Linked DNA regions of Homo sapiens: regions 2 and 3 are each linked to region 1. Evidence: chromatin loops called from intact Hi-C (ENCODE). Cell type or tissue: PC-9. All regions are shown on one strand. Region 1 overlaps TARID (TCF21 antisense RNA inducing promoter demethylation). Region 2 overlaps TARID (TCF21 antisense RNA inducing promoter demethylation). Region 3 overlaps TARID (TCF21 antisense RNA inducing promoter demethylation).

Region 1 (4,000 bases):
AAAATTTTATAATATACCACCTTAAAAGAATCAGAATAGCAAAAGTTCACAGATAATTTTCAGATGTCTCTGAACCTTCTTATTCAAAGTACTCTGCAAAGCACTAGAAAGGCATATGTACTTGGGTAAAAGAGTAAACACACACTGTCTCTCTCTTTCTGTTTTATCATATATATAAAATAAAACAGAGATATACATAATTATCTATATATTAAACATATATATCTTTATGTATATATCTTCCCCTTTAAAAATTACTGATATATATAGAGAGAGAATTTTATAGATAATTTTTAAAGAAGGGGAAATTATCTATATATAGATAATATTTTAAAGAAGAGGAAAGAGTTAGTTAAGACAAGTTTCTGTGTGTTGCTGACCCCTGTTGGGTGGAAAAATTAAAATTGGTCTTCTGAAAGAAAGAAAAGTGAATTCTCAACTCCCTGTACATGATCCTGACCGGGAACCTACTCTCATCCATTTCACTGATTCCACGTGTATGGCCATGGATGGGGACATTGGAGGCCTACTGGTTCTTCGAAGCCCTACTGGTTCTTCGAAGACCTGCTTCATTACCCAAATGTTATGCAGCTCATACCTCATTTCTTTCCTGAGACCTAGACTACCTTAAACTGAGAGGGAGGATCTCATCTTTCTTTCCCTTGCCCACCATACTCACACACACAGACATACTGACATACTCCCAAAACAAACACATGTCCCCCAAGCTTAAGTCTCTTAGGAAACAACCACATATCCTAATCTGGTCTTGATAGTCAGCTCACGAGAACAAAGGAGAGGAAGATTAATGTAGAAACCTGCACTAAAGGCTGAGTACAGTGGCTCAGGCCTGTAATCCCAACACTTTAGGAGGCCAAGGCAGGTGGGTCACCTGAGGTCAGGAGTTCTAGACCAGCCTGGCTAACATGGCGAAACCCATCTCTACTAAAAATACAAAAGTTAGGTGGGTGTGGTGGCGGATGCCTGTAATCCCAGCCACTCGGGAGGCTGAGACAGGAGAATCGCTTGAACCCGGGAGGTGGAGGTTGCAGTGGGACGAGATTGCACCACTGTACTCCAGCCTGGGCGACAGAGCAAGACTCCGTCAAAAAAAAAAAAAAAAGAAAGAAAAAAACCTGCACTAGAATAAGTCCTAGTTCTTTCTTTTCTTTAAAGACAGACAAAATGCGATGTTTTAATTCTCATTTTACCTAATAATAAAGAAAAGATGTACCATTAAAATCAAGTAGGAAATTATCCTTGTCTTATTGTCACTTTTTTAAAAATTGTGCTATTCTGCACAGACCAGTTTCTCTAGAATGTTCCCTTGCTGACTTTTCCTCTAGTAGTATCAGTTATACCGAAAATCAGTCGTACTCTTACTTTATTTTACTGGGCACTATCAAACTTAACAGAAGAGGTATATAAAGGCAGGGAGAACTACCATTGATATAAGGCCTCTTCCGGACCGAAACGCGCAGCCGCACCTCTCTGTTCCGTCAGGTGGAATAGGCCCCCGACCCGGGATCTCTACCCAAAAGGAGGCGGTTAGAACACAGGTGTCCTATTCCCTTTAGTCCTCCATCCTTTACTAGACAAAGCTGCGCAATTAGAATAATAAAATGCAGCCGGGAGAAATTGTTAACGCTTGTAATCCCAGCATTTTGAGAGGCTGAGGCTGAAGGATCGCTTGAGTCCAGGAGTTCAAGCCTGCAGTGAGCTATGATCGGACCATTGTACTTCAGCATGGGCGACAGAATGAGACCCTGTCTTTAATAATAATAATAATAATAATAATAATAATAATAATAAATCCAAAACATCAAGAAATTGGTTGTGCCCTTTTAAAATACACTTAGAAGGGGAACGGTTAGAAATCTTAATTTCAGGGATATTTTACTCCTAAACCTATTCTTTTTGTTTTTGCAGAGATTGATCATGCCTACAATGACAACTGGAAAACAGAAATGAAACCATATAAGCCAAGCACTCACGCAATCTTTGTCCTCCCAGTTGACTTAAGAACACTTGTGAAGAAAATGTGGCGTCTTTAGATCTCAGGTAAGGGATCCGGAGCACTGTTTTTCCTGATACACCTCCATCCTGCAGGGTAGTTGGGAGTGAGGTGTGCTGAGAAGGAACAAGTTGTCCGCTTTAACTTGACAAGGCACGGCTTCCCCCGCCTCCTACTTGAAGTATTCTAGTTGCTGAAATAAATGTTCAGGTGTTTTGGGTTTTGTCTCTTCCAGCTCCGCCCGTCTGCGCCTCTCCAGCAGAGGGCGCCTTTTCCACTGGGTCTCACTGTGGGCTGCTGGGAGTTTTATTCGGTTTGGGCCGGGAAGGAGCTGTGCTGGATCCGCGCCCCCTGCCTTGGCGCCGCCTCTGGCCCCCTGAGCCGTGGCCCATCCCATGCAGAATCAATCGGGGCTCCTCACTCCCGCGCCTGCTCCCCGGGGGCTGAATCCGCCCGCCCGGGGGCCAGGTGCCGTTGAGATCCCAGGCGCTCCACCTGGAGGCCCTATCTGGATCGAAACTCGCACTCGCCCCGCCCTCTTGTTACCAGTTCTCTCCGGGCTTGTGGAAAGAGTTCCCCAACCCGGGATATATACCCGAGAGGAGGTTAGGACACAGGTGTCCTATTCCCTTGCATCCTCCATCTTCTCCTACTCTGTTACTCTCCTCTTTTGTTAGTTTGATGGTGCCCAGTGAAATAAAGCAAAAGAATACAACTGATTTTCAGTGTAACTGATACTACCAGAGGAAAAGTCAGCAAGGGAACATTCTAGAGAAACTGGTCCTGTGCAGAATAGCAAAATTTTTAAAAAATGACAATAAGACAAGGATAAATTCCTACTTGATTTTAACGGTACATCCTTTATTATTAGGTAAAATGAGAATTAAAACATTTCATCTTGTCCGTCTTTAAAGAAAAAAAGAACTAGCACTTATTCTAGTGCAGGTTTTGTTTTGTTTTGTTTTGAGACAGGATTTCGCTCTTGTTGCCCAGGCTGAAGTTCAGTGGCGCGATATCGGCTCACTGCATCCTCCGCCTTCTGGGTTCAAGCTATTCTCCTGCCTCAGCCTCCCTAGTAGCTTGAATTACAGGCATGCGCCACCATGCCCGCCTAATTTTTGTATTTTTAGTATGGACGGGGTTTCACCAGGTTGGTCAGGCTGGTCTCGAACTCCTGACCTCAGGTGATCCACCTGCCTCAACCTCCCAAAGTGCTGGGATTACAGGCGTAAGCCACCGCGTCCGACCTTTTTGTTTTGTTTTTGCTTTTGTTTTTGTTTTTGTTTTTCAGACGGAGTCTCGCTCTGTCGCCCAGGCTGGAGTGCAGTGGCGCCATCTTGGCTCACTGCAACCTCCGATTCCCGGGTTCAAGCGATTCTCCTGCATCAGCCTCCAGAGTAGCTGGGATTACAGGCACCCACCACCACGCCCACCAACCTTGCCCTTCTTGCTGCAATCTCACCAAGACCGCTCTTGTCTCCTAAGTAGCTTTGGTCTGCCCCTTTCTTGGATTGTTTAAGATCGGCAAGGAACGGGGAGAGAAAGCGTAGCTAGCCAATAAGGAAACACGAACTGAAAAGTATTTCCGAAGCATCACTCCTGTCAGCGTTATTAGAGTACTGATGGCCCATATTACGATGTCGCTGGTTGTATGTCTTCCCCCGCACAGTGTCCAGAGCACCGTGAGGACAGGGCTGCTTTTACTCTACGTTTGCATCCTCAAAAGGTACAGCACCCAGCCCAGTGCTTGGCACAGAGTCTATTGATGATTGATAAATAATAATGTACGTCGAAATTTGGATGAGGGTTCTCATTTTTGTGTTCTTACTTTTATTTGAATTTGACCTTATAATTAGAAGTGCAGGGGACAAATATTTGCTACCATGTTGAAAATGTTAATACTATAACCCTGCTCATTGATACAAATATTAGTAAGACTATGCTAGCTAAAGCATCTGACTACATGTTGATTGTTATCAGGATAGT
Region 2 (4,000 bases), 210 kb before region 1:
GATGGAAGTATGATTTTGCCATTATTTTTATTTGGAGATTAAGTATGGTTCCAGAAGATGTGTATGGATGTAAAATTGGCAAGATGTGGACTGTGGTGGTCAGTTTTACCTTGCAACCTGGCTAGGCTATAGTCCCCATTATTCAATCAAACTTCAATCACAATCTAGCTGTTGCGATGAAGGTATTTTGTAGATGTGCTTAAAGTCAATAATCAGTTGATGTTATGCAGGGAGATTATCCCAGATAGTCAGTGTGAGCCTGAATCAATCAGTCAAAGGCCTTAGGATCAGAACTGGGGCTTCCTTAAGGAAAAAGAAATTCTGCCTGTAGATAGCAACCTGAAATTATGCTCAGGACTCTCAGCTTGCCTTTCTTGGTTTGTCCTGTGGATTTCAGACTTGCTTTGACATCACCAAGAATTGCACAAGTCAATTCCTTGCAATAAATCTCTTAGTATCTCCTACTGATGTTGTTTCTCTGGTTGAATCCTTACTGATATAACTAAAAAAACAAAAACAAAAACAAGAAAATACCAAAAACTTCCTTGTCTTATAATCTTTCTTGTGTCAATATTAATTTGTTTACTCAATTTCTTTCTTCTTTAGAGAATAAATTTATTGAAATCAAGATCTGGATTTCTCAAGTCTTTGAAGCACTAAGCACAAGGCCTTATCTAAATGTATGCTCAGTGAACAATAGTTAAAGAAATCTCAGTTTTAAGTTTTTCTCTTGTTTTCTGGTTTTCATTAGCTATGAAGGACTTGATCTTGAGGCAGATGTGGCTGTGGAGGACAAGCAAGTATTTCAGGCTTAAAATTACATTTCATTCCTAACATGTTTTCATTTGTAAATTATTCTTTGTCTCCACTAATTTGCCACAAAAAGTAATCTTACAAATGGCTTTCAAGTGTCACTAGGCCAATAGTAACTGAATTTATATTTCTAAATTCGTTGCCACAACTCACTTTTCCCCTTAAATATTTTTATCCTAGCCTTTTACTTTCATTCCAATTATCTTGGCTGATGTATTCATAAGTATCTTCCTCCAGAAAACTTATCTAGGCAATTTGGTACACATCATTTAAACTGAGGAATCCATTTCCTTGCTTATTCATTCATCCCTCAAGTAATTACCAAGTATCCACTATGTGTAAGGCACTAGGCTACATAATTTAGTGTGTCGGGGCTTCTTAATGACCTAATCCAATTATTATCCTGTGACAAAAACTAATCATAAAAACATAAAAACAAAAGCCTTTGCCCAAATTTGCCCAATTAAGTATTTTCATGTTGGTTAATCTTTGAGTCTTTCTCCTCTAAATTTGGGTTAGATTAATTCTATAAAAAAGGCTAAGCATATTTTTGAACTGCCCTTGTGGTTTCTTTCTACAGCAAACAGACACACAAACACACACACCTAAACTTTTCTAGATGTTCATATTACTGAAAATGAACTCATGCACCCACACAGATAGACCATTTTGACGTGTCCATATAACATTGGCCATAAACAATCACATATTTGCATAAAGTCTGGTGGTATAGTCTTTCCATTTTTATTCTTTTCAAAATATTGGAAGAAGTAGCAGTCAGACTTCCAGAGAAATTTCCCTTTGAGGGTTAAAATCATGTGCTCCCCAAATCCAGTCTGGAGCCCTCCTTCTCCACCAGGAAAGACCAGCTCAGAGCAAGGTTCTGAAATGGATCCATCAGATGATATTGACCACAAAGAAACAGCCATGAAGCCTGCAGTAGTCCCATGCCTGGAGTCATAACACAAATAATATCCTAGAAATGCTCCACCCTGCCTTGGACGGGGTCCTGGAGTGAGATTATTCTGCATTCCATGCTATAGAGGGCTGTGTTGCAGTCAAATTCCTGAGCATGACCACTGCCACAATGCAACTGTTTACTCCATCTCTAAATGTCACATCAACATGACCTTACAGAGGTATTTGTTTGTGTGACTCCTCATAGCAGGACCTTCTCTGTGGCTGGGACATTATGAGCTGTTAGTAAATATGAGAGTAATAGGAGAAGAAGGAAGAAAATTGAATGCCAAACAAACAAAAAGAATGGGGAAAAAGGAAGGAAAGAAGAAGAGATGAAAAAAGAAAAAATATGACAATAATAAAAGTAACATCTAAGGGCTTAATGTGTGTCAGGCAATAGTCTGAAATTCAAATGTTTACATGTTAATTCACTTAGTCCTCATAATTTCCTGGAAAATGTTACTATTATTATCTCCAGTTTCTAGATCAGGAAACTGGGCACAGAAAAATGAGAGAGCTTGCAAAGTTAAGGAGGAGCTGGGATTTGAACTCAGAAAGTCTCACTGCAGAACCTGAACTTATAAATGCTACACTCTTCTACCTCTAAATAAAAAACAATAACAGTGAAATTAAGTGGAAAAAGGCAAAGAATTGGAAGAATTCACTCAATAAACATTTCATTCAATAAATATTTATTAAGCAATTCAGAAAGATACAACTTCTGTAATCAAAGAGCTTGCAATTAAGTGGAAGAGAGAAAATGAAAGAAACAGAAAATGAAAGAATGCAACAGAGTAAAAGATTACAGGAGAACTTTATGCTGTACCAGGTCTCAGATTCATACTGGAGAAAGCAGCTATATCTGCCCAGGGGATGGTGTTGCGAGAGTTTCTACAGGAAGCAATATCTGGGCTGACTCAGAGAACCAACACTGGCAGCCGTAAAAACTGTGGGTTGGGAGAGGTGAGGCCTGAAAGGGGGACAATTAGGGTCTGCTGTAACACAGCATGTGAGAGCTGGTGAGGACCAGGCAGGAGCATTGACAGCTGGATTAAAGAGGGTGGGAAAAACTGAGATTAGATTAGGAGGAAGAATTGTCAAGAGCTCTTCATCAACATTAAAAAGGGATGTTGTGAGATGGTTCCCAGGTTTCTGACTTGGGCAACTTGATGATGCTGCCAATTTACCCAGAGAGGAAACAGAAGACAAAGAGAACTTTAAGGGTATTAGAAGAAGAAAGATGAGATAAAGATGATAAGCTATTGATTTTTGAGTTTGAAATCTCCATAAAGCTTCTAGGTTGAGATGTCTAGGAGCTGTATGGCAGAGTATACAAATCTGGCCAATATTAGTATATCACTTGCAATTAAATCCTTCAGAGTAGAAGGATCTAATTCTCTCTATTGAGAGAATATGGGTAATGAAAGAACAGTAAAGGATGGAACTCTAGAAAACAGTGCACAAAGGACAAAGAAGTTGAAGAGTAAGATAATCTATCACTCAAACCAAGGGGACTTCCACTTACAAAAAGATCAGTAATGATGTCAAATGCAACAGATGGCCACTTACAATACACAAGGCGAAGCATTCGTGGAATTTGCTGTCAGGTGATTATTGGCACCTAGAGCCTGGAGGGCAAGCTCTTGAAGAGAAGAGGATAACTTTCCCCATAAAAGAAAAAGAAAACAGAAGAACACACAAGATAAAGATGAATCTGTCAGTGTTTTAAATGGAGGGCAAAAGTTGAGGATAAACTATGAATTAGAGAGTGAACTTCATACTGAAATGTTAATGGAATCAATGACAGTGGTGAATATTTGAAATATCCACTGAGGGAAAAGGACAATTTAAAAGGTTGTCAGATGACAAAGAAGCCCACTTGGTACTGAGAAGGATCAATTTGCAGATGCACTGATCTGTGTCCTATCAGACTCCCTTCAGCAATCCCCCCTCGCAACAGGAGTTTGTGATTAGAGGGTGGGAACTTGGGTTTTAAGAATTAGTGGTGGAACATTATGAATGCTCAAAAGGAAAGGGAAAGAGTTAATGAGAAATGTCTATTTTCTGATTATCAATTGTTAAATTAAACATCTATTGAACACCTGTGTTGTGCTCTGTGGAGGGTGATTATTCAACTAATCATAAGCTTCACTGAACACCTACCATGTATGCTATACTATCTTAGGCACTGAACTTTCAAAGCTCTATGACACCTACCTTTAGGGTG
Region 3 (4,000 bases), 92 kb before region 1:
GAGCCAAACTTTTGAGCATACAGGCAAATATCCCTCCTTTACTTTCATCTTCCAAATCTCACACAAAATGTCTCTTCTGGCTCAGGCAAACTTGGAACTATGCAGGGGATGGAATTCTGTTAAATGTACTTGCAAGGAGCTAAGTTGACACAGTGAAAAATCACCACAATCATAAAGGTAAAAATTTTTCAAAAATATCAATGTATAGAGCTGGGAGTGTATAGAATAATTTTTCATATGTGGCACTAAAGGCAAAAGATAGAAAGGAAAGACTGACAGATTTGACTTCATAAAAGTTATTTTTTAAATCTGTTAACAAAAAAAGTAAGCAAACAAGAAAAACATTGAGGGTAATATTTTCAATACAGCGATAGGCAAGTAGTCTGTTTAATTTTTTTTTTTTTTTTTTTTTTTTTTTTTTTTGAGATGGAGTCTTGCTCTTTCCCCCAGGCTGGAGTGCAATGGCGTGATCTCAGCTCACTGCAAGCTCTGCCTCCTGGGTTCACGCCATTCTCCTGCTTCGGTCTCCAGAGTAGCTGGGACTACAGGCTCCTGCCACCATGCCCGGCTAATTTCTTTGTATTTTTTAGTAGAAACGGGGTTTCACTGTGTTAGCCAGGATGGTCTTAATCTCCTGAGCTCGTGATCTGCCCGCCTCAGCCTCACAAAGTAGTCTGTTTAATATTTTTAAAGTTTTCCAAATCAATAAGAGACAGATGAGCATCTGTTATTTTATTTTATTTATTTTTTAAGAGATGGGGCCTCACTTTGTTCCACAGGTTGCAGTGCAGTGGCATGATCATAGCTCACTATAGCCTCAAACTTCTGGCCTCAAGGGATCCTCTTGCTTCAGTTCCCCAGTAGCTAGGACTAAATTTAAAATAAATTTTTAAATTATTTTCAGAGACTGAGATCTTACCATCTAGCCCAGGCTAGTCTGCAACTCCCGGGCTCAAGCAATCCTCATTCTCCCAATGTGCTGGGATGACAGACCTGAGCCTCTGTGTCTGGCCTTATATTTTATATATATAAAGGGTAAGGACTGTTAATTCACAAAAGAAGAATAAAAAAGAAGTAAAATGGCCAAAACACACTTTTAAGTATAAAATCCCACTGGAAATCAAGTAAAAGCAAATGGTTTCCCCCAACACATTGGCAAAGGTGTGAAAATAAATATATATTCAATTTGAAGAGGACATTGGAAAAATCAATACTTCAATGTATTCATACATTTTGACCCAGATTTTTAAAATTCTATTAATTTATCCAGAGAAAAACAATAATGGAATGCCTATCACATATGCCTAAGAAAAAAAGGTGCCTAATAAATATTTTTGAATAGATGTATAAAAATACTTTTGCAATAAGAATGTTTATAATAGCAAAAACTGGAAAAAACTGAAATGTCCCAGGATAAGGCATTAAATAAACTGTTATCTCCATACAGTGAAATACTGGGTAGCCATTGGAAATTTTCGATTAAAGGTGTGGAACTACATAGTCTATATATAAATAAATAATAAACCATTTAAAAACAATTTATATGATTTCATTTTTTTCAAGTGTTATGTATCTACACATACATACTCACTCTCCTACAATAAATAAAAGTAATGGAAGGATTTTTGCCAAAGTATTCATAGAAGTACTGTCGTTTTTATTTTCATTAAATATGCATTACTAACCTAGTACAAAGAAGCAATAAATGTTATTTTTAAGTACTGGTAAAAGTGTTGAATATTTGATAAAACTTTCTTTCCTCCTCCTTCCTTCCCTGAAATGTCTGTACACTTAGTCAGTGTGTGAAGTGTGAAAATGTTGAAAAGAGAATGACGAATTTAGCTGGAATCGATGGAGGAACCCTTCCTGTAAGAGGAGTCATTTGAGGTAAGTCTTAAAGGATGAGTACATTTTGAATGCAAGGGTAGGGGAAGGCAGGAAACCCCAGAGTGTGTGGGAGAAGAAGAGATGAATTCAGTTTGAGAGGCAGGTATTGAATTGTGTGTTAGACATGAAGCTGAAAGGTAGCTGGGGTTGAAACCACAGGTAGGCTTCTCCATCCTAATGAGAAGGCTGAATTTCTCCATAGGATACTTCCTCGTTCCACATTGGTGACTCACCTGGAGCAGGGCTTGGGAATTCTGTCTCTGCCTGGAGCTTTTTTTTTTTTTTTTTTTTTTTTTTTTTTTGAGAGAGAGTCTCGCTTTGTCACCCGGGCTGGAGTGCAGTGGCGCGATCTCAGCTCACTGCAAGCTCCGCCCTTCTGGGTTCACGCCATTCTCCTGCCTCAGCCTCCCGAGTAGCTGGACTACAGGCGCCCACCACCACGCCCCGCTAATTTTTGTATTTTTAGCAGAGATGGGGCTTCACCGTGTTGGCCAGGATGGTGTCGATCTCGTGACCTCGTGACCCACCCGCCTCGGCCTCCCAAAGTGCTGGGATGACAGGCGTGAGCCACCGCGCCCAGCCTGCCTGGAGCTCTTTAAAGGGCTCTGAGCCTGGGATTCTTGGGAGAGTTCCATTGCATTGTATGGTCACGGAGATTGACACAGGTGATTTTTTTTTTTAATAGAAAAGTGTTATCACTAACCCTTCTCAATATATTTTCTGTCCCCTTATTTTTTTAAGATGGATATCTCTAATCTAGGTCAGAGGAGGAGTGTGGTATGCCAAATTCTTTTGCTCTGGCTAACATGATTGGTAAATAAGTGAGAATTGACACTTTTTTTGTTCTTCTTCATTCCACATATTATTCTTGTATGACACTTTTCTCTGTAATGTGAACATGTCACTCTTGAAAGTAAGCCCAAGCCCATACATAGGTACAGGACCTCATTGCAAAGAGACAGTGCAGCTCCAAATTCGTGGGAATCCATCTCCGCGGTAGATGCTCCCTTCAAAACCCACCCTCCCAATTCTGAGTCTTCATCTGAATATGCTCATAGTTTGCCTATATTGACTAAAATAAGTAGTTATTTCAGGTCAAAAACATTATTTGTGTTTGTTGTTGTTGTTTTGTTTTGTTTTTTTTGAGACGGAGTCTCACTCTGTCGTCGCCAGGCTGGAGTGCAGTGGCGCGATCTCAGCTCGCCGCAACCTCCGCCTCCCGGGTTCAAGCGATTCTCCTGCCTCAGCCTCCAGAGTAGCTTGGACTACAGGCGTGTGCCACCACTCCCGGGTAATTTCTGTATTTTTAGTAGAGACGGGGTGTCCCCATATTGGCCAGGATGATCTCGATCGTTTGACCTCGTGATTCACCCGCCTCCACCTCACAAAGTCCTGGGATTATAGGCGTGAGCCACCGCGCCCAGCCAATTGCTTTTGAAAAAAGAATGATACCTAGTGTCCGCCCAATTTTATAAAATCAACTGATTCAATCAATTGGGTCCAACTAATTTGTACCTATCTTGAGAAAGGATTCTTCATCATTCATCAAGGGAAACCTCTGTGTTGTCACCCCTTTACAGACCCCTCTGTGTGACAGGACAGGTACTGTGGCTTGTGATGACTACGTAGGACACCATTTAATGCTCCATGTGTACCCCCAGCTAACCGACACTCAGGAGTAGAGATGAATCCCCCCAAATAATTACTGTATTTCCACTGATAAAATGAAAAGCACCATTATCAATGATGCTTCACCTTTAACTTCTAGAAATAATTCCAGAAAATCATTTTTTATTATTTCTTTAGGTCATCCTCCATACTCTTGAAATAATGTTTCTTCTTCCAACATTCTCCAAATTTAACTGACTCACCTTTTGTGTCATTTTCTCTAGTGTTTTGATGCTTGGTCAGTGAATGTAAAACACTAGCTAAAGCTTATATAATAAACAAAGATAATTATTTGAAATAATCTCTTCTAAATTAAAAGTATCTCCTCCAAGTAGAATTTGCTGTTTAACCAAACCACACAAGCACTGAATAATGAGCGTTCTGGTCTGTGGACTAGTCTAAAGGTGATCACTTCTACTGGTTAGTCACTGCTTATACTGCCAAC

What was found. Peaks named below come from ENCODE experiments on the same cell type or tissue, not always from the same donor. Only the 100,000 strongest peaks of a DNase experiment are listed, where the experiment ranks them.
Region 2: it touches region 1 in a loop (10-fold over the local background); 3 of 110 quality-filtered maps call a loop at or near these places.
Region 3: a loop joins it to region 1, with 4 times the contacts of the local background. A loop is called at or near these places in 2 of 110 quality-filtered maps.

Annotation. Positions count from the first base shown.
Region 1 is chr6:133,835,664-133,839,663 of GRCh38, forward strand. All of the region lies in intron 2 of TARID (TCF21 antisense RNA inducing promoter demethylation), which reads right to left. It overlaps LINC01312 (long intergenic non-protein coding RNA 1312), which reads left to right. Exons shown (of 3, transcript NR_027030.1): 2 at 1,930-2,061. Among named protein-coding and RNA genes, the nearest start is that of LINC01312, 17 kb to the left of the region's middle. RefSeq lists a silencer at 2,302-2,351. In PC-9, CTCF peaks have their summits at 431 (motif pointing left), 2,297 (motif pointing right) and 2,501 (motif pointing left); a DNase peak (open chromatin) is centred at 2,318; H3K4me3 peaks cover 1,147 bases; H3K27ac peaks cover 1,032 bases.
Region 2 is chr6:133,629,755-133,633,754 of GRCh38, forward strand. All of the region lies in intron 4 of TARID (TCF21 antisense RNA inducing promoter demethylation), which reads right to left. Among named protein-coding and RNA genes, the nearest start is that of EYA4-AS2, 180 kb to the left of the region's middle. In PC-9, a CTCF peak has its summit at 1,771; a DNase peak (open chromatin) is centred at 1,927; H3K27ac peaks cover 894 bases.
Region 3 is chr6:133,743,859-133,747,858 of GRCh38, forward strand. The region is part of intron 4 of TARID (TCF21 antisense RNA inducing promoter demethylation); the gene reads right to left. Among named protein-coding and RNA genes, the nearest start is that of LINC01312, 75 kb to the right of the region's middle. In PC-9, no CTCF peak of the experiment used is centred here; DNase peaks (open chromatin) are centred at 1,843, 2,093 and 2,703; H3K4me3 peaks cover 1,346 bases; H3K27ac peaks cover 2,701 bases.